5 separate regions of the Homo sapiens genome follow, and regions 2, 3, 4 and 5 are each linked to region 1. The links are chromatin contacts, found by Hi-C or POLR2A ChIA-PET in ENCODE. All regions are on one chromosome and are shown on one strand. Each heading gives the region's core, a stretch centred on a gene start or an enhancer-like site at or near the end of the contact. The rest is flanking DNA. Distances are from core to core; before and after follow the strand shown. Region 1 holds the start of ACTR2 (actin related protein 2). Region 2 holds the start of REL-DT (REL divergent transcript). Region 3 holds the start of GFPT1 (glutamine--fructose-6-phosphate transaminase 1). Region 4 holds the start of XPO1 (exportin 1). Region 5 holds the start of APLF (aprataxin and PNKP like factor).

What was found. Hi-C counts contacts between places; a loop is a spot of excess contacts on that map. ChIA-PET counts read pairs that join two places held with the same protein, here RNA polymerase II (POLR2A). Pooled maps may share reads with other maps.
Region 2: a pooled map shows a loop between it and region 1 (20-fold over the local background). The contact joins the promoter of REL-DT here to the promoter of ACTR2 in region 1. A Hi-C loop is called at or near these places in 6 of 50 pooled maps.
Region 3: a pooled map shows a loop between it and region 1 (13-fold over the local background). The contact joins the promoter of GFPT1 here to the promoter of ACTR2 in region 1. A Hi-C loop is called at or near these places in 6 of 50 pooled maps. POLR2A ChIA-PET finds 5 or more read pairs at or near these places in 2 of 52 experiments (AG04449 and WTC11).
Region 4: a loop to region 1 is called in a map of CD4-positive, alpha-beta T cell, with 14 times the contacts of the local background. The contact joins the promoter of XPO1 here to the promoter of ACTR2 in region 1. A Hi-C loop is called at or near these places in 2 of 168 maps with a recorded cell type or tissue (CD4-positive, alpha-beta T cell and naive thymus-derived CD4-positive, alpha-beta T cell) and 11 of 50 pooled maps. POLR2A ChIA-PET finds 5 or more read pairs at or near these places in 5 of 52 experiments (CD4-positive, alpha-beta T cell, T-cell, activated B cell and 2 more).
Region 5: a pooled map shows a loop between it and region 1 (15-fold over the local background). The contact joins the promoter of APLF here to the promoter of ACTR2 in region 1. A Hi-C loop is called at or near these places in 8 of 50 pooled maps. POLR2A ChIA-PET finds 5 or more read pairs at or near these places in 2 of 52 experiments (PC-9 and WTC11).

What each region holds. Positions count from the first base shown.
Region 1 is chr2:65,225,847-65,229,443 of GRCh38, reverse strand. It overlaps ACTR2 (actin related protein 2), which reads right to left and starts at 1,613. Exons shown (of 9, transcript NM_005722.4): 1 at 1,487-1,613. The coding sequence starts at 1,534. LOC124907779 (a long non-coding RNA gene) reads left to right here and starts at 1,845. Exons shown (of 2, transcript XR_007086461.1): 1 at 1,845-1,963. RefSeq lists enhancers at 682-771, 844-1,732, 1,733-2,622 and a silencer at 1,272-1,461.
Region 2 is chr2:60,879,315-60,882,911 of GRCh38, reverse strand. REL-DT (REL divergent transcript) reads left to right here and starts at 1,598. Exons shown (of 3, transcript NR_033980.1): 1 at 1,598-1,680. REL (REL proto-oncogene, NF-kB subunit) reads right to left here and starts at 1,338. Exons shown (of 10, transcript NM_001291746.2): 1 at 1,062-1,338. The coding sequence starts at 1,071. RefSeq lists an enhancer at 926-1,595 and a silencer at 1,204-1,743.
Region 3 is chr2:69,385,699-69,389,295 of GRCh38, reverse strand. It overlaps GFPT1 (glutamine--fructose-6-phosphate transaminase 1), which reads left to right and starts at 2,069. Exons shown (of 20, transcript NM_001244710.2): 1 at 2,069-2,231. The coding sequence starts at 2,225. RefSeq lists silencers at 1,650-1,759, 1,820-2,489 and an enhancer at 1,718-2,277.
Region 4 is chr2:61,536,805-61,540,401 of GRCh38, reverse strand. XPO1 (exportin 1) reads left to right here and starts at 2,046. Exons shown (of 25, transcript NM_003400.4): 1 at 2,046-2,840. RefSeq lists enhancers at 704-1,493, 2,062-2,321, 3,416-3,475 and a silencer at 1,432-1,571.
Region 5 is chr2:68,465,914-68,469,510 of GRCh38, reverse strand. APLF (aprataxin and PNKP like factor) reads right to left here and starts at 1,926. Exons shown (of 10, transcript NM_173545.3): 1 at 1,684-1,926. The coding sequence starts at 1,779. It overlaps FBXO48 (F-box protein 48), which reads left to right and starts at 2,217. Exons shown (of 4, transcript NM_001024680.3): 1 at 2,217-2,300; 2 at 3,041-3,367. RefSeq lists a silencer at 1,642-1,851 and enhancers at 1,193-2,087, 2,088-2,983, 3,077-3,136.

The sequences.
Region 1 (3,597 bases), core at 364-2,863:
GTCCATTTTTAACACAGTTCAGATGAAGCTACCATAATTATTGCTTGTAAAATTGTGTAACAAATCTAATCAAGGGCAGTATTATGGCAGTAAATACCAGCTCTTTTCCCCCTCAACAATTCAGATTCCAAAGTGTTTTGTTCAAGTAAAATGAACTTTAATTCATACATCATATTTATGGGAGGGAGGGGAGAAAACTCACAAAATGTTGCAACATCAAAATGGTTAGAAATCACTATAGAAGTCATCCAGAATAAATAATATTTCCATCTTCTAATTTGCTGACTTTGCTACCCAAAATACATTTTTTTTTAATCTGGCAAGAGGGAGGTCTGAATGAAACAATTTTTTTTTTTTATAATTGAGACGGAGTTTCACTCTTGTCGCCCAGGCTGGAGTGCAGTGGCGCAATCTCGGCTCACTGCAACCTCCGCTTCCTGGCTTCAAGGGATTCTCCTGCCTCAGCCTCCCAAGTAGCTGGGATTACAGGCAAGCACCACCACGGCCGGCTAATTTTTGTATTTTTAGTAGAGACCGGGGTTTCACCACGTTGGCTGGGCTGGTCTCGAACTCCTAACCTCTGGTGATCTGCCCGCCTGGGCCTCCCAAAGTGCTGGGATTACAGAAACAATTTTCAAATAGTTTCTAAATCAGTGCTTTAGTCAGATTTTACAATTTTTGAATCTTAAAGGCTAACATTACCTGTATACTGAAACGAAGGGAAAAAAGGGGGCTGGGGGTGGGATAATCAACACTAATTAACTTCCCCTAAGGCTAGTGGAATTAACACTTGAGTCTTGCGGGATCCTAGGTCACCCAAAACCACTCAATGGAACATGCTGGTCTCCGTGGGCCTACTCCTGGGCCAAATACTAGTATGTAAAACAAAAAGTGAACGATGCGCTGCCGATCTGGACCCCTTCCCTCGAAAAAACTAATAAAAAGCCCAACAAACACAGCGAAAGGGCTGAGGTCCACACTCCATGACAGCACTTCCCTTTTTTTTTTTTTTTTTTTAAGTAAACCCGCTTCCTGCTTCTCGTTTGGTGTATCTTCAACTATACAGGAAGAGGAAGGCCTCTAGGTCTTTCTCCTTTTTACAAACCGGTGGCCCTGGGGAAAAGAGCCCTTCTCGGAACACACAAACCGAGCCTTTTACGCTTCCGTCCGCTTTAGCCCAATTGCCCCCGCATTAGCGCGGAGCAGGTCCCTGCCGGGCGGTCAGTAGGCTCCATGTCCAGTGCCGGTCTCGCCCGCCGCCCCCACCCGGAAGGGTGAGGGGGTGGCAGGCTAAATGGGTGGCAGGCTCAAGGGAGACCAGGGAACGGCCGGCTCGCTCCCACGCCCGCGGAGGTGGGAGGCACCGCCCCGCGCCCCTTCGCCCCGAGGGCCCGGAGGTGCAGCCCTGGGGGCCGAGGGCCCGTGCGCCAGCTGCTCGTCCCCGCCGGCGTCTGTGGCCGCCAAGGCCTCCTCGCGCGGCCCTTACCCCGGTGCCGTTGTCGCACACCACCACCTTCCTGCCCTGGCTGTCCATCGTCCGCCCAGGGAAGAGCCGCTGCAGCCGCACAACCTACAGCCACCGCCGCCCGGCCGTTTTCTCTTCTTCCTCTTGCGTCTTCCCGGCCCCTCCTTCGGCCCAACTTTTTTCCCCCGACCGGAAGCCGCCGCCGGGCTCCGCCCGTCATTTAGCTGAATGCCTGCACGAAAAGGGTGGGACGGGCAGGCAGCGCGACTGGCAGCGGTGAGCTCCAATAAAAGATGGAGGAGCGTCGAGGCCCCTCCCGCAGCTCCGCTTCCGGCTCGGCTGTCACGGTCGCTGCCCACCCGGGTTCTTCGCTGCTTCTAGTTCCGGGCGCTTTGCCGGGCGTTAATGGCGGCCAACATCGCCGGTGCTGCGGCTTTCTCCCTAAAGTGTCACAGGAGCTAAGGGCGCTGCTTAACGAACTGCAGAAGACGCAGGCAGGTGAAGGACACCGGTTCTGCTGCGGCAGTGGAATGTGGCGGAGAAGCTGGCGGGTAGGGCGGGGAGCAAGCCTGGAGGTCCTGGCGGACCCCACCATTCGACAGGGCTTGGTGTGTTATTGCTTCTAGGCCTTTTCAGCGGACAGAACTGGGATGGATACACACATGCTTATTTGAAATCATGCGTTTGTTCCATACTCCAATGTCAGCCCACCCCTTCTTTGCCCAAGTTGCTCTATGGTCAAGTGAGCGAGAGCAGGTGCCTGCATTTCCAGCCTCGTGGCTCACCGCCTCCTTCCAGTAGTCCCATGTTGCTTCACACCTCTTAAGTACATGTACTTCTGTGAACCCAGAGCCTTGGCTTTGAAATCAGACAACCCCAGTTTCAAACGTGGCGCTGCCACTCACGAGTTTTGTGATTTTGGCATACCCCTGTCTGCATGGGGATAATAACTTCTATCTCCATAGGTGTGGTGAGGATAAAAGTCTATGCATGGAGGAAATGTTCATTCAGTGGTAGCTATTTCTAATTCTGTTCTTCTGGACCTATGATTCTATCTACGATGCCTCATTTTTTTTCCTTTTTAATCAATTGGCAAACTTGTGCTCTGAGACCCAGCTTGTTACATCTCTGATGACAGCTGATATCCTCAGGATATTCCGTACTTCCTTTCTCCCTATTACTTTACTATGAATATATGAATAACATTGTGCTTATTGCATGCAACAAATATTTATTAGATGAATGACATTAAAATTCACCTTTAAAATGCCATCCTTTATGAGAGGTGAGAAATAGAACTTTTCCTTCGACATGGCTGTACATGTTCAACAACTAGAATAAAACAGTCATCATGAACCCTCAATCCAGTATTCTTTTTATAATATAGCTGCCTGTCAGTTTTCACTGTTCTTTTATTAGACCAGTGATTTTCAAACCTTTTTAAAGGCATACAGTGCTTTATTCAAATCTAATCTTATATGGAACCCTCAACACATAAATATTAAGATAAAAATAAAGCTGCCATTGTTGCAATTAGAAGTTTGAGAGGTTAGAATAGGTAGGAAGTCTCGGAGGAACATTTCTTCGTTTTACCTGCTTTAACAGTCAGAGAAGTACCTCAGCCAGCAGAAAAATTTATTTGTTCATAAATTCCTTGAGTATAGAGTCCGTATCTTATTTTTGTGGCCTCCAATGCTAGTGCTGTGCAGTTTTCTTGAAAGTGCATTTTATTGGTCTCAGCAAATTGAACTCAAGCATTTCTGTGTTCTTTTACTTTTCCTCTTTGTGGAATTAAGGGGATTGCTAATTTGTATTTTTAAAGAAAGAACATTATTCCGGGCGCGGTGGCTCACGCCTGTAATCCCAGCACTTGGGGAGGCCAAGGAGGGCAAATCACCTGAGATCAGGAGTTCAAGACAAGGCTGACCAACATGGCAAAACCCCGTCTCTACTAAAAATACAAAAATTAGCTGGGCGTGTTGGCACGCGCCTGTAATCCCAGCCACTCAGGAAGCTGAGGCAGGAGAATCGCTTGAACCCGGGAAGCAGAGGTTGCAGTGACAGAGATCGTGCCACTGCACTCCAGCCTGGTGAGAGCAAGACTCTGTCTCAAAAAAAAAAAAAAAAAATTG
Region 2 (3,597 bases), core at 349-2,848, 4.3 Mb after region 1:
AAACTTATTCCCCCCCAAAGGGAGAGATCGAGCATTTATTAAGGGAAAATATATAGTCACATAAGTGATAAAGTTGTATTCATTCCTACTCATTATTTTAAAGCTCGGATATTCTAAAACTCCTCTTTCCCCTTATTTCCAGCGAGGAGGAAGGGGGATTCAACGTCTCTATTCGTCAGATTAGGAACCTTGAGCTTTATCTCACAGTAAAAACTACATTTTTTTTTTTTTTAAATAGAGACAGGGTCTCCCTCTGTCGCCCAGGCTGGAGTGCAGGGGCGCGATCTCGGCTCACTGCAACCTCCACCTCCCAGGTTCAAGCGATTCTCCTGCCTCAGCTTCCCGAGTAGCTGGGATTACAGGCGCGCGCCACCACGCCCCGCTGATTTTTGTATTTTTAGTAGAGACGGGGTTTCACCATGTTTGCCAGGCTGGTCTCAAACTCCTGACCTCTGGTTATCCACCCGCCTCGGCCTCCCAAAGTGCTGGGAATACAGGCATGAGCCACCGCGCCCGGCCTACACTTGGTCGAAGCAACATTAACACTTAAAATACCACGGATTTTCTAATTCGTGTTAAAATACCACGGATGATTTTTAAAGCCGTGACACATTTTGTACAACTGTCAGTACAAGGGGGATCACCTCTTTGCATTTGATGAAATTAAACTAAAAAGGGGGAGAGAGCTTGCCCGAGGTCTGAAGGTTCCTCATTCCTGTTCTAAAACATAAAACCACCATCTTCAATACATATACATTTTTAATGAGAACTCTTCGTCCTCCTTTGGTTCGCTTATGACTTCCCTAATCCTAAAATCAAGTCGTTGGGAATTTCTAAGGTTCCTGCTATGACAACAGGATCGAATTACAGAGCGTGGCTTGGATTCTGCACGCAAACCCTGAAGCAGGTAACTTTTTTAAAAGCTGACAATTTTACCATATGAGATTTTAAAGACAGAACGCGCCCCAGCAAAAACTGAGCTCCCTAAACTCACTGCGGCAGGACCCCCTTCAGAAGAGCTCCTTTCCCCCGGCCCAGGCCCGCGCCCCATGAACACTCACCGGAGGCCATGGCTCCGCTCCCCGCACCTTCCCGCAGGCAGCTCCCAGCGTCCTGGCCGGAGGCGGCCGCAGTCAGTCAGTCAGGAGGCCGAGGGACCTCTGCCGGCGGGGCCCCCAGTCCCCCGACCACCCTAGAGGCCTCCTCCTTCTTCCCGCCCTCCGCTGGGTTTGCGGCTCACACCTTCCCAACCCCTGAATTCTTGCACCCCGGGTCACCCAGCGTCGCCGTCCACCGTACGGGAGCCAGGGGCAGGGGGCGGAGCGGGGAGAGCCGAGTGCTGGCCCAGCCGAGAGGCGAGCAGCCTGGCGGGAGGGGAATTTCCCGCGGCTGACGTAGGCCCGACGCAGCAACCCTCACCCGGAGGCGTGGGCGGGGCGACCTCGCGGCCGCCGCGCGCGCGACCGCCCCCAGCGCCCCGCCCCTGCCTGTCCCCGCGCACGCTCCCCGCCGGCCCCCACGCATACGCCCCCGGCGCTGCTGCGGCGGCTGGCTTGGGAGGGGGTCGAGGGAGCGGGAGCTTGGGGTGGGCTTCGGGAGCGCAGGGAACGGCGGGAGCCGGGAGGTGACGGCTAGCAGCGTGAGAAGGCCGCTGGCTCCTGAGAAATCCCCCTCCTCCAGGTTGTTCTTCCGAGTGTGGTTTAAAGTTCAGGAGCGGGCGGGAGGGTGCGGATGACGTAGAGAGGGCCGGCCGCTGGGGAGCTTTTGGGGGCGCGCGGGGCCGACTCTCCCGGCCTGGGAGGGCGACGGCCGGGGTTTTCGAGAGGTGGTTCCCCCTCTTCCCGACTTCGCACATGCAAATCTCCACCCCCGCGCCAGCGGCGGGACGTTGCGCCCTGTAGGGGGAAGTGGTGCTGCGGCGGGGGTCCTGTCTTCTTCTGTAATTCCTGTATTTGCATACGGGGACCCCCCCCCCGACTGATTTTTTTTCCTCCATCTAAATTGCGAGGGTACTGTGAACTTTACGTATTTTACCTACTGAAACCCGTTTAAACTCAAAAGGTCCGCACTTGGAGTTCGTTGTCTCATTAGGCAGTGCACTGAAGTTTAGTGGACACTATATCCTGAGATTTCACACAGATGCCAAGAAAGGCGGAAATGGAGCACACATTTAGTGCATTAAAGGACCTAGGATAACTTCGTTTCCTTCATTTGAATAGTACCTGCTATGCATCAGATAATGTCCATACTTAATCTATGACGTATTTATTATTCCTAACTTTATAGATGAAGTATTCGGGGTTCAGAGAAGTTACTTCAACATACAGTACTTCAGAATGCTGATAAAAGGCACAGTTTAAAGCCAGGGTTGTCTGACTCCAAAGCTCCATGCCCTTGCCCCTGTCCCTTACTAGTTAAAATTAGTACGGAGAGGTAATGGGGAATATCAGCCTGCCATACAAGTGCCCAAAACTGGGGGACCCATATGGGCAAATAATTTAAAATATCCTGCCAACCCCAAACTGTTCTTTCCACGAAATGCGCAATGTACAACAAAAGAATGAAACAGTTTTATTATTGGATATGTACTAAAACGTACCATGATGCACATCACAGGCAATCCACTGAAGAGAGTGCAAAGACCAAAAAAAAGGAAATCTCACCTTTTCATATGGTCAGGCACGTACAATCCATTACATACCTATTAATTGTCTTTATCCAAAGGAAAATAATGGGAAGTTATCTTGGAACCAAGAGCCAAGGCTTAAACCCTCCTAGAGACAGAAACATGGAGCACCATCCTTGATGTTCACATTTCCAAGAGATGGCTCCGAGGCCCGCAAGAAAGACCTTCTGAGGACGCAAAACTAGCAAGAGGCTTATTTAGCTTTTTAAAATATGTACATACATTTCAAAGAGACGGAAAACATTTTCAGTTCTCTGAAGGAATTTCAAAATGAAAAGTGACTGGGGGAGAGGAAAGTTCTGAGGAGGTGACATTTGAGCTGAGTCCTCAGTTTAAGAAAGAGCCGGCCAGGCGCAGTGGCTCATGCCTGTAATCCCAGCACTTTGGGAGGCTGAGGCAAGTGGATCACGAGGTTGGGAGTTCAAGACCAGTCTGGCCAAGATGGTGAAACCCCGTCTCTACTAAAAATACAAAAATTAGCCAGGCGTGGTGGCGGGCGCCTGTAACCCCAGCTACTCAGGAGGCTGAGGTAGAGAATTGCTTGAACCTGGGAGGCGGAGGTTGCGGTGAGCCGAGATCATGCCACTTGCACTCCAGCCTGGGCGACAGAGCGAGACTCCGTCTCAGAAAAAAAAAAAAAAAAAAAAAAAGGCCATTCACAGGGAGATTCAGGGAAAGAACATTCCAGCTGGGGGAACAGCAGGCAGCAGGTCCTTGAGATAGGAAAGAGCACAGTCAAGAATTGTCCCTCATCCTCATGACCTTCAAACGTCTCATCAAACATTCACTTTCATGTAGTTGAAATGCCTATTTTAATAATATATGGTTAGAACACAACTCCCTTTCATATATAGATATAAAATATTTTTGTATGGTTTTTAATATATACTGAATTTCCCAGGAATGCAAAT
Region 3 (3,597 bases), core at 820-3,319, 4.2 Mb before region 1:
TGGGGACTTTCCAGTCTTTACTGAAAACTTTTAAAAATTTGTATTTAGACAAATTCTAAAAGACCTGTAACACTAGTTTCTTCTTCTCAACTGATTCATAAATATCTTCCAAAATAGTTTGTTGAGTGGAGATGGATAAGACAAATTGATAGTCATTGTGGTGGAGTAGCAGGCAGAAGAAGAAAGCAAAGGGTTAAATAGATTACTATAGTTGGAGCATGAGAACTCTGGTAGTACTGCTGACATTTTCTTTGTGGCATTGACAGGTTTGCTGCCAGTGCACAAAGATGTTGCTTAAGCATTGGAACCATACCTTGGCTTTTAGGTAATACAACGGAGTTCTAACCAGAGCCTTAGATGAGGGTTCTGAGGCTAGATGTATATCCACAGTCTTTTGTTTCTTGAATTAAGAAATGTATTATTACCAAAAAGCTCACTGTTTTTTTTTTTTTTAAACTTTGCTCTGGGTGATCCAGGGACCTGTTTAAGGGATTGAAATATCAAAAGGGCTTTTAGGTGAGAAATACTCTGCTTAGTTAAATGTGACATTTTTCAGCTTCTCTGAGGCAAGTGAAAAAAGGCACTTTTCCCCGTAAGAAGAACTGAAAGCCTTATGCTCACTTAATCATATAACCAGCCATAGAAGGTTAATTCCGCTAAGAAAATAGGACTTTTTTTCACTCATTCCAAAATAAATTTGATCTTTTACTTTGTGCTGTGGTCTAAAAGTGTTGGGTATGTAAAATCTAGTTCTAGCTTCAAGAAACTTACAGCCCAGTGGGAAAATACAGAAAATCATAAAATATCAAAGAATATTTCTTTACAGTGAGTAGCTCAAAGAGTAAGAGGTTAATGCATGTCTCCAAGTCTGTCTAGGGGGGATAAAAAAGGCTTTCCTGAAGAGGTAGCATCTAAACAGAGACGTGGTGGGGATTCTATGCAGAGTAACCAAAGTGTGCAAAAGATTTGAGAATCTTGGCCCAGTTGAGGAACTACCTGTTGAGCCTGTTGGGAGTGTATAGGGCTGGAAGGACGGCTAAGACCAGACACATGAACAGCAGTCAGCAGGCTAAGACCAGACACATGAACAGCAGTCAGCACTCCAGGAATTCTGTGTGCCATGTACGTTTTTGATACTACTCTACTCTAGAGCCATTATAGAGTTCTGATTACTCCACATTTGACTAAAGATACCATTTAAGGCTGTTTAAAGCAAATGCCCAGGTAATAAATTCTCAGAAACATCATCCCTCTCTAATCAAGTCTCTCTTGTCAGACATGGCGCATTAATTCATAGAATGAATCGTTCGTAAGTCAAACGCGCGGCTGTTAAAGCTAGGGAATTCCTAGCCGTCTCAGGTGGGTCATGGGAGGAGGTGGGCCAGCAGTTTCTTACGTCCAGGCTCATAGTCGGATAGTTGAGCCTTACATTCCTCCTCTACCCCTCCACAATAAACTGAGGGTTATGGAGGCAACGGATGCGGAGGGCTTTTAGGGGCCAAGCATATTACACAAGGAATTGAATTGCTTATTACCAGAGAGGCTGACCTTTGGGGCTTTACAGTCAAGAATTTTGTTATCTCTCTCCTCCCACCTCAACCTAATTCTTTGCAATTTTTTTCAGCCTTATGTTCCCCAGGATTCCCTTTTCATACTTCCTGCTTTTTTCCTCCTCTTTCCTCGCTTCGTGCAGTGCTGGCGCCTGGGGCCTGGGGCTGCACGGGGCACGCACCCGGGCTATTGCTTTGCTAACAATTCCATCCTTCTCTTTCCGTCATTCCCTGCCAGGTGCTGAGTTTCTCCCTCCCTCTCGGCTCGGTCCCTCCCGCGGCTCGCCCCGGGGCGGGCGTCTCCAGGAACTCCAGGCGGACGCGGCCACGAGCCACTGCCACGTCGCCGCCGCCAGCAGTCCAGCGCCTGCGTGGGCTCGGGGGGCGGGGCAGCGCTGGGAGGCGGGACTTGCGCGTGAGCGGCGCGTGAGCGGTTCAATGGAGCCTACGGGCGGCGGCGCGCTGCGCGCCGAGGGGCGGGGCCCGGCGGCGGTTGCTGGCGGAGCCCGGGAGGCGGAGAAGGCTGTCGTTGCCTTGGCCGTCGCATCCCCGAGGGAGTCGTGTCGGCGCCACCCCGGCCCCCGAGCCCGCAGATTGCCCACCGAAGCTCGTGTGTGCACCCCCGATCCCGCCAGCCACTCGCCCCTGGCCTCGCGGGCCGTGTCTCCGGCATCATGTGTGGTAAGGGGGCCGGGAGCGGGGGGCGTGTTGCCGGGTGGCGCTGGGGTGCGGTGCGGGTGCCGCTAAGGCCCAAGGCGACGGGCGGAAGCGGGAGTGTGGAGGGTGCGAAGTCTGGGTGATGGGCAAGGGGCGCCCAGTGGTGGCTGCGGGGGCGGGGGCCGGCATCCACGGGCGGGAGAGGGGGTGGCGGCCGGGAGAAAGGCACCTGAGAGGAAGGCGGGCCCCCTTTGCCGGGGGCTAGCGGGCGCCTTGGCGCGGAGAAGGAACCGAAAGGGGAGAGAAACGCCTTTATTGAAAAAGGAGGAGAGAGCTGAGGGAATTGAGGTGTGGAGGGGGTTGCCTTCAAAAGGGCCCACCAGGTGAGTGAGGAAACCTGTGGAACCTCGGGCGAGGTCTCTTGAACTTACCTTGCATTTTTCTAAAAATCTTTAAAAAAATATTTTACTTGTTTCTGGGGAGGCCCAATAGAAAACAGACCCTAGCTAGAGCCACGGTAGTGCCATTAAACGTGATACTTCCTGCCATCCCTTGTCTCAACAGAAACCATTGCTAATCAATAACTTGGTTCATGGGCTTAGACCTGATCCTCTGGTGGAAGAGGCCTTCAAATGTCTGTGGCGATAGGTTATACATAATTTATCATTTGCGTGTGCACCCATTAAAAATGCCAGCTCTGAAAAATATCAGTTATACCTTGGATGTATACCCCTTTAGAATACCAACTATGAAAAATATCATTTATCCCTTGCATGTGCATCCATTAAAAATACTAGCTATGGAAAGTTGAGCAAATATCTTTCCTAGAGCCTTAAAAAATTAAGGTTAGGCCCTTTTATTCCATGTTTTGAGAGTCGTTTATTATGACCTAAGTGTTAGTGAAAGAGACTTTGAGAATCGTGTCTGACATGACTGATATCTTCTAAAATTGGTGTTAATTTGGCTATTGCCAGTAAAAATAATTGTATTCTTACCTTTCTTATTGAAATTTACAACCGACTTTATCCCTGGAAGAAAGTACACTTTTTTTTTTTTTTTTTAAAGGGAAGTACCATTGTAAGAGAATTGAAAACTCTCTGGGAGACTTCTTATTTGCAGCCTTTTACACGAAGGAACTGAACAGGAGGTGGATTGTACTCGTTAGTGTATATATTTCCTGTATTTAACTTTATGCTCATTTCAGCTTCTGAAAATGAGGAGCAGGTTTAAATTTAGAGTAGATTAAAAAAAAACCCACATAAAAACAGAAACACCTATAAATAGCTTACTGAAATTATTAGAGTAGAGCTGACTTCAGAATCAGACTTTTGCAGTGTCTACTTAGTAGAATGGTTTTGCATTTAGTTTGGAGCTGTGAAGTAGTGAATTT
Region 4 (3,597 bases), core at 797-3,296, 3.7 Mb after region 1:
ACTGCAGTAGCGTGATCTCCGCTCACTGCAGCCTCTGCCTCCCGGGTTCCAGCCATTCTCCCCGCTTAGCCTCCCGAGTAGCTGGGATTACAAGTGCCCACCACCACGCCAGGTTAATTTTTGTATCTTCAGTAGAGAGGGGTTTCACCATGTGGCCAGGCTGGTCTCGAACTCCTGACCTCAAGTGATCTGCCTGCCTCGGCCTCCCAAAGTGCTGGGATTAAAGGCATGAACCACCATGCCTGGCCTATCCTTGTGTTTAAAGTCGCAGTTTCCAAGATCCTCTCCATGACCATGTTAAGTGAGGATTTACTGTATTTGCATATACTGTATTTGTAAACTTCCCGTTACTTTCATCTCTAGATTGCTTATAATACCTTATACGATGTAAACTTTAAATCATCTCTACATTGCTTATAATGCCTTATACAATGTAAATGCTATGTAAATATACTGCATTGCGTTTTATTTTGTATTATTTTTATTGTTGTTGTTGTTTTTTAATGTTTTCCACCCAGGGCTGGTTGAAACTGAGGATGGGGAACCCAGGATACAGAGGGCCCACTGCACATCATATATCATACATAGTACATTATATATGTATTATATATGTATATAAAATGGCTTGATATTATTCATTTATGTAATGAATAAAAACTTAGGTCTGAAAATCATCCAAAATAATTCTGGTACATCTAAACATTGAGTTGTTGCGTTTTTCTTTATTGGAGGGGGAGTTAGAATAAGTGGTGCTTTGAGGTTAGCCATAGTCCATCGTGGATGAACATTTGCTAAAGAAAATTGTTATTAATTCAATAAATCATTTATCTACCTCTTGGTGGCACAAAGGGCCTAGTAAATTTTGGTGGGCTATTTGCTCTTAAGCAAAGAACAATCTGTAAAGCTGATTTGGAGGACGCTTGGGAACAAACGAGAGGCAACCACGTGAAAGGCAACGTGCATGTGACTTTCACAGAAAATACTATTTGATGATGATTTAGTACGTGAAGTGCAGCTAGGGTAAAAGGAAAATCTGAGTGTTGCAGATCAAGGGCACCAGGTGGGACGCAGTTGGCATGCAAGCTCAGCCAGCCAAAACATGCGCTGTCAAACCAATCACTTGGGATTACAATGTTTTGGTTTTCAGGAAAGGTTGCTTGTTGAAGCAGCCAAATTCCAGCCTGGAGAGACAGAGTTGAAATTTTAAGGAGACTTTCCCAAGAAGTATTTCGATATCTTTTCCGACACCCTGAGAAGATCACGAGGCGCCAAGAATGCACGCCCTGCGCCTCACCCCAACCCCTCTCTCAGCTACCTGGCCCCAAAACCAGGCCTCTAAAATGGATTAGAGAGGTCTGGGGCCTAAAATTGGCCTCGGAAGCGTTCTTTTTCCCTCTTTTCTCCACCCCTTCCAGAGTTCAAAACTGGGTGTGCCCTCCCTTTTCCGAACGCAGCCCCCATCCGAAGGGCGGATCCTGATTCCCGCGGGCTCAGGCCCCCGCAGGTTGGCGGGAGCCGGTGGGGGCGGGCCGGCCGAGTCCGGGGGAAGCAAAGAGAACGCTGCCGCGCGCCCCGATCAAACTCGCGCCGCCACCAGCTCACGAGCTGCGCCCCACCCTCTCCGTCACCGAAGAGGCCCAGCCAATGAGCGGGCGAGAAAGGCCGGGCCTGCGAACTAGGCACCGGGAGGGAGAGGGCCGCAGGGGGAAGGGAAGTCGAGAGCTCGAGGGCGGGCTGCTCTTGATTGACAGCTCGTTCGAACGAATCCTCCACGCGGCTTTCCTTCGCTCTCTTTTCTACTCATCCCTGCTCTTCGTCCCACCTCCTCCTCCTCCACCCCTCTCCTCTTGCCTTTCGACCCTCCCCACTTCCCCTCCCCCACTCTGCGGGCAAATCGCTGCTGAAAAGAGGTAGGGGCCGAAGCGGCGGGCTCGTGTGGAGCCGTGAGGCGGGATTGACTGGCGCTCGGGCCAATGAGAGATAGGCTCATGGCGCGGCTGTAGCTGGAACTGACCAATAGGAGGGCGGGCTGGGGGCGGAGGCCCAGGTTCCAAACGCTCCGCGGCGCCATGGGCTGAAAACTCAACCGAGATGGAATCTCCCAGTCTGAACCGGTTTCAACCGGTTCCGAGTTTGAGGCACTAGGAGGAGGGGGAGAAGCGGCTGCAGCGGCCGCGGCAGGAGCAGCGGGAGCTACAGCATCAGCAAGAGCAACAGTAGCTACAGCCCCGGCGGCGGTGCCTGTTCCAGTCTTTGCTGCTGCAGTCCGTGCAACCACCCAGAGGGGGAGGGGGGAACCACCAGTCGCTGAGGAACAAGAGAAGGGGGGAAAGTTTAGGCGAGCCTTGGGGGGGGGGGGGCCAGCGCCGGAGCCGCGTGAGAGAGGGAGCCGTGTTTTGGTAGGGGGGAGTCGGACTGCAACTGGCAGCAGAGCGTCTCCCCGGCCGTGTGGACTCTACACCCCCTACTCCTGCCGCTTCTGCTGCTGCCTGTGGCTGGAGGGTCCCCCTGGGGCTGAATCTTTGGGACTTGACCCCGTTCCCTCCCCCTTCCCTCACTCCCCAGCCGGGCGGGAGCATTTATTCCCCAGATTAATTCCCCTTTTGGGGGGGGGCGGGTGTGTGTGTGTGTGTGTGTGTGTGTGTGTGTTGGGGGAAGCGTCCCTGAAATAGTAAATATTATTGAGCTCTTTTTGCCCTTTTCCTGTCCGTTTTTTTAATTTCCTTTTTTGAGGTGGGAAAACTGAAACCCACCTTGATTCGTCCCCTCTCCCCCCTCCCCACCTTCCCTCGCCCTAATCCCCCAACGAGGAAGGAAGGAGCAGTTGGTTCAATCTCTGGGTAAGTCGACTGTGTCTTCGGGGCCGAGGGTCGGGCGGCGGCGCGGCCGGGCGGGCGGGAGGAGGCCGGCGTGGGGCGCGGCGGCGGCGGCCGCGGGAAGCGAGCCCGGGAGGCGGCGGGCGGGCCGGGGGCGCGGCGGGCCCACAGCGGAGCCTGCGATTGAATGGAGCCGCTTTTGCCGCTGGGGGATGGAGGCGGGGAGGCGGCCTCGGGAGGGGAGCGCTTGCTGGGTCATTCGCGTGTGCGGGTGGCGGTGGAGGAAGGCGAGGAGTGTGATAGTGAAGCGGGGCCCCGCGCGGGGTGGGAGGGGTTCCCCAGCCCCTGGGGCTGGGGAGAAGTTGGGGTGATTTCAGGAACATCTCTGTAAATTATTAGGAGTGGAAGTTTCCAGAAATATTTAGTGCAGCAGCATTGAAACGTCCGCCTGCATCACGTGGCCCCCTCGGTGGAGAGCTTGGGATGGGGGAGGGAGGGGCTGCCGACTCCCTGTTCCTCCAGCAAGGAAACTCGAAAGCTCTCCGGTTTTGCAGAGTGGCATGTGAAGTAGGAAAGATCAGTTTTTCAGGGGCCTGCACATGGGATTCCGTCTTGTAGTTCCTTTTCAGGGGTTTGAATGTGATAAGTTGGTTAAACCATTTACTGTTGGCCTTGTACAGTGGAGGATGCCCTGATTCTCCTTCATTCCGATGTCTGTGAGTTTGGGTTGGGTGGGAGGAAGTGGTGTAGTAGAGGAAGCATTCAGTACTGGCTCAGCCCG
Region 5 (3,597 bases), core at 677-3,176, 3.2 Mb before region 1:
AAAATCTTGACCAGGTAATTGCCCAGCTTTCACTCCTTACCATTTTTAAAAACAGATACCAAATAGGCTCATCTCACATTAGCAAGTCGACAACACAAAGAACAAGCTACAAATAATGAAACGGTCTGCAATCTGTTGCCATGTTTCTAAACCACGGCCCTAAAATTCATCCACCTTTTAACCAGACCCACAGTACTCTACTGGTGACAATTTCTTAAGCAAGTCAAAACTCGTTAGTCACCAGACATATGATTACTAGATTAAGCACATACTCTTAAGTTTCAAACCTACGAATTTAAAAGAAAAATAAAGCCTCCAGACAGTTCCTTCCAGTGTTTGTATAGGCCAACAAACGATGAAAAAAATAGAAATGATGTTAAATATTTAAATAATCACTTGTCCAGTAAAAAAATGAACAGCAATTGAATATCTACTTCCTCAATAACCTTACCACATGCACATGTGCATGTACACAACACACAACACACAACACACACACACACACACACACACACACACACCCCTTTAGGACCAGCTTCCATAATACAATCTTAAACTACCACTCCTTTCCCTGCTCCCAGAAGGGACCTAAGGCAAGTACCAATGGTTCCATTTAGACTCTGGAAGTTAACCAGGACAACAGTACACACTCCTTACTCCTTGGTGTTAGCTCACTGACACAGGTGTCTCCCCGGTCCCAAGAGAAAACTCCTAAAGGGTAGGGACCCATGTTCCATTCATCTTTGTATGCCCCACAGTGCTAGAATCTGCAAAATGTTCTACACAGTGAGCACCAAACAAGAAATGTTGAATGTTAAAGAACAAAATAGAAAACTAGATGTACTTAAGAGATCTATAGAATTCCAGAATGCAATATGCAAATGTTCTTATTCCTAAACCTCTCCCAAAGAAGGTAGAGAATATTTAGCTTTGTGGCATTATGTGTCCAAAAGCTTATGTATGGACTTTAAATAATGTATGTATGGCTCAATTTTCTCATCTGAACAATGAGGATAATAAAAATAGCTAACTGATACGGTCTTGAGACAGTTAAAGATGTTGGTATAGGTAATGTCTCCTTAGACCAATGACACGAACGCTATACACATTACTTATGAAGGGTTAGCTACTCATTTTACTGGAAATAATAAATAATATAAATAAATAAGGTCCACACAGCTCTGCAAAGGAGACCAAAGGTTAAAAGAAATTAGCCTAGAAGACGTAATATCACAGTTTGGCAAACTTTTCTGTAAAGGACCAGACACTACTGTAAATATTTTAGGCTTTACAAGACAAGCCGCAATACCCTCAACCCTTGGAGCAACTATTCCCCCTGAAAAATTAGTAGATTTTTTGTTTACATTTTACATTTCAGAATTTAAGAATCATTCTTAGTTCATGGGGCCATACAAACATAGGCTGGATTTGGCCCCCAGGCACTAGTTTGCCAATCCCTGGATAAGATAATAATGGTAATACAGTCAGTGTTTTAAAAGCAACATAAAGAAATGTTTGTGAATTGGCTTAAAGGTAACTGAAAAACGTGCGGCCCCAAACTTCTAAAATCCGGACCGGCGGACCAGTGCGGTGGGGAAACCGGCCAGGACTAGGGCCGGTCTTCAGGAGCCGGCGCGGAACTCCACGGCTCTCGGGGTCCGCTAAGCCCCCGCCCACACTTACTCCCAGCAGCGGCCCGCGGCCGATCACCGTCTCCCCGGGCGCCAGGGCCACCCGGGGACCGCCGTCCCGCGGCTGCAGCTCGAAGCCCCCGGACATGGCGGGCAAGGATTAGGCCCCTTCGCCAGGAGACTGGCCCCTCCGCTGTTTCCGCCCTCCACAGACACGCGCGGGGCAAGCCCACGCCCTGGGAAAAAACACCGAGGGAGGGCCTCAAAGGCTCCCCGCGGCTGCGCCGGTCCTCTCAGAGCCCGGCCCCAGCGCAGCTTCACGAGTCCCGCCCCTCCACGCCTACTAATGACGCAACCGGGGATTCCCCAGTCTCGCCGCCTCAAAACTACTGTTTAAAAACCCCGGCTTATTCCCCAACACCCTTTTCACCTCCCTCCCATCTTGGAGGACGCCGGGCCTTGTAGTCCTGGTGGCTTTCTTCACTTCCTTTCCCGAGCGGAGACGCCCTGGAAAAAACTACCAATCCCCAAAGGCACTGCGCGCCCCTCTCGGCGCCTGCGCGAGTTCTGAGCAGGGCGGGACTCAGGTGGGCGGGATGCGAAGAGCTATGGGGAAGGATTCGAATTCCGGTGGATTTAAATCGCGGGAGGAGAAGCTACCGCGGCCTAGTAGGTAGAAGGGTCTTCCGTTCCCGTTGGCTTAGGTGTCTACGCTCCCGGGGACGCGGCCTGGACGCAAGCTCAGCCTTCCCTCCGCGGCCTGGAGCCGCAGTGACAGTCAACGCTGACGGTTGTTGTCACTTGTCAGTGCCCTGTGTTCTTGGGTTCCAGCAGCTGCAACCCGCGCGGGACACAAGGAGGGTGGCTCAGACGGGACGTGGGGTGATTAGCCCTGACCCGCGGGATTTGGACGGAGTGGGGCTCCCCGCCCCTCCGACTGCGCTGCCGCCGATCTATCCCTCCGAATGATAGTTGAAAGGGGGACGAGCTTTTACTTCACTTGAGAGAGAATTCAGGAAAGCTCAGTTCATAAAGGAGAAAGGGCAGAAGAGGGGTCGTTTCCAGGCATCCAGGCGAACCTGGACGTAGAAGAAAGATTCCTAGTGGGATTTTAGAAACTCGCAAAGGTATCCCCTGCTGTGAAATTCAAAAGCCTTCATTCCCGTTACAGGAATTCCACAAGGGGACGCATTTTATTCTCCCAGTAAGATCCTGGGAGAAGTGGATAAACACACTGTAACGTTTAAATGCACTGTAACGTTTTCCTAATGTGAGATTCTTTTCAAGAACGTTGTGGTTTGGCTTTGGTTTGTATTGGTGGTGGGAGGGGCCAAGGTGCATGGCAAAAACTTGCTCTTGACTCACCCGTTTTTACGTTTGCTTTCTTACTTCTCCTAACCCTCAAGAAGAAGACCTCTGTTGAACACAGACTGCAGTTCCAGCCACCACAGCTAATCTGGATCATGAATGGGAGCCACCGTGGTCTTGGCAAGTCCGAAAACATAGCTGAGTAGCTCGTCTAGAAAAGAGATTTGTGTTCAGCTGAGTTAAAAGAAGTATTTACCTCAAACCTCTCCTCTTGCACAACCAACCCCCGTTATAAAAGGAAGTGCAAAATGGAATAAACTGATTTTAAGTGAATACAAGCTGTCTTTATATACAAAAGTAACTCAAGGATGGTGATGTACCCAGTCATGCTTTCAACTGATTTGGGAAGCCTACACCATTCACCTTAGGTAAATTAGCTGAAACTGAGCTTTAAATCTGGGCTTCAAAGAGTCACATACTGTACCTAGCTGAGTTCTAAACATTGTTTACAGTTGTCACTCACTGTTGCTTGATGTCTTCAGTGACTATTATCCTTAGCTTGTAATTATGCATGTAGGATAGCTTCAAGGGGCCATTTCTAAAACACTACTCTTATGACTGAGTTGAATATTTGAGACTTTGTTTCATAATCCAGATC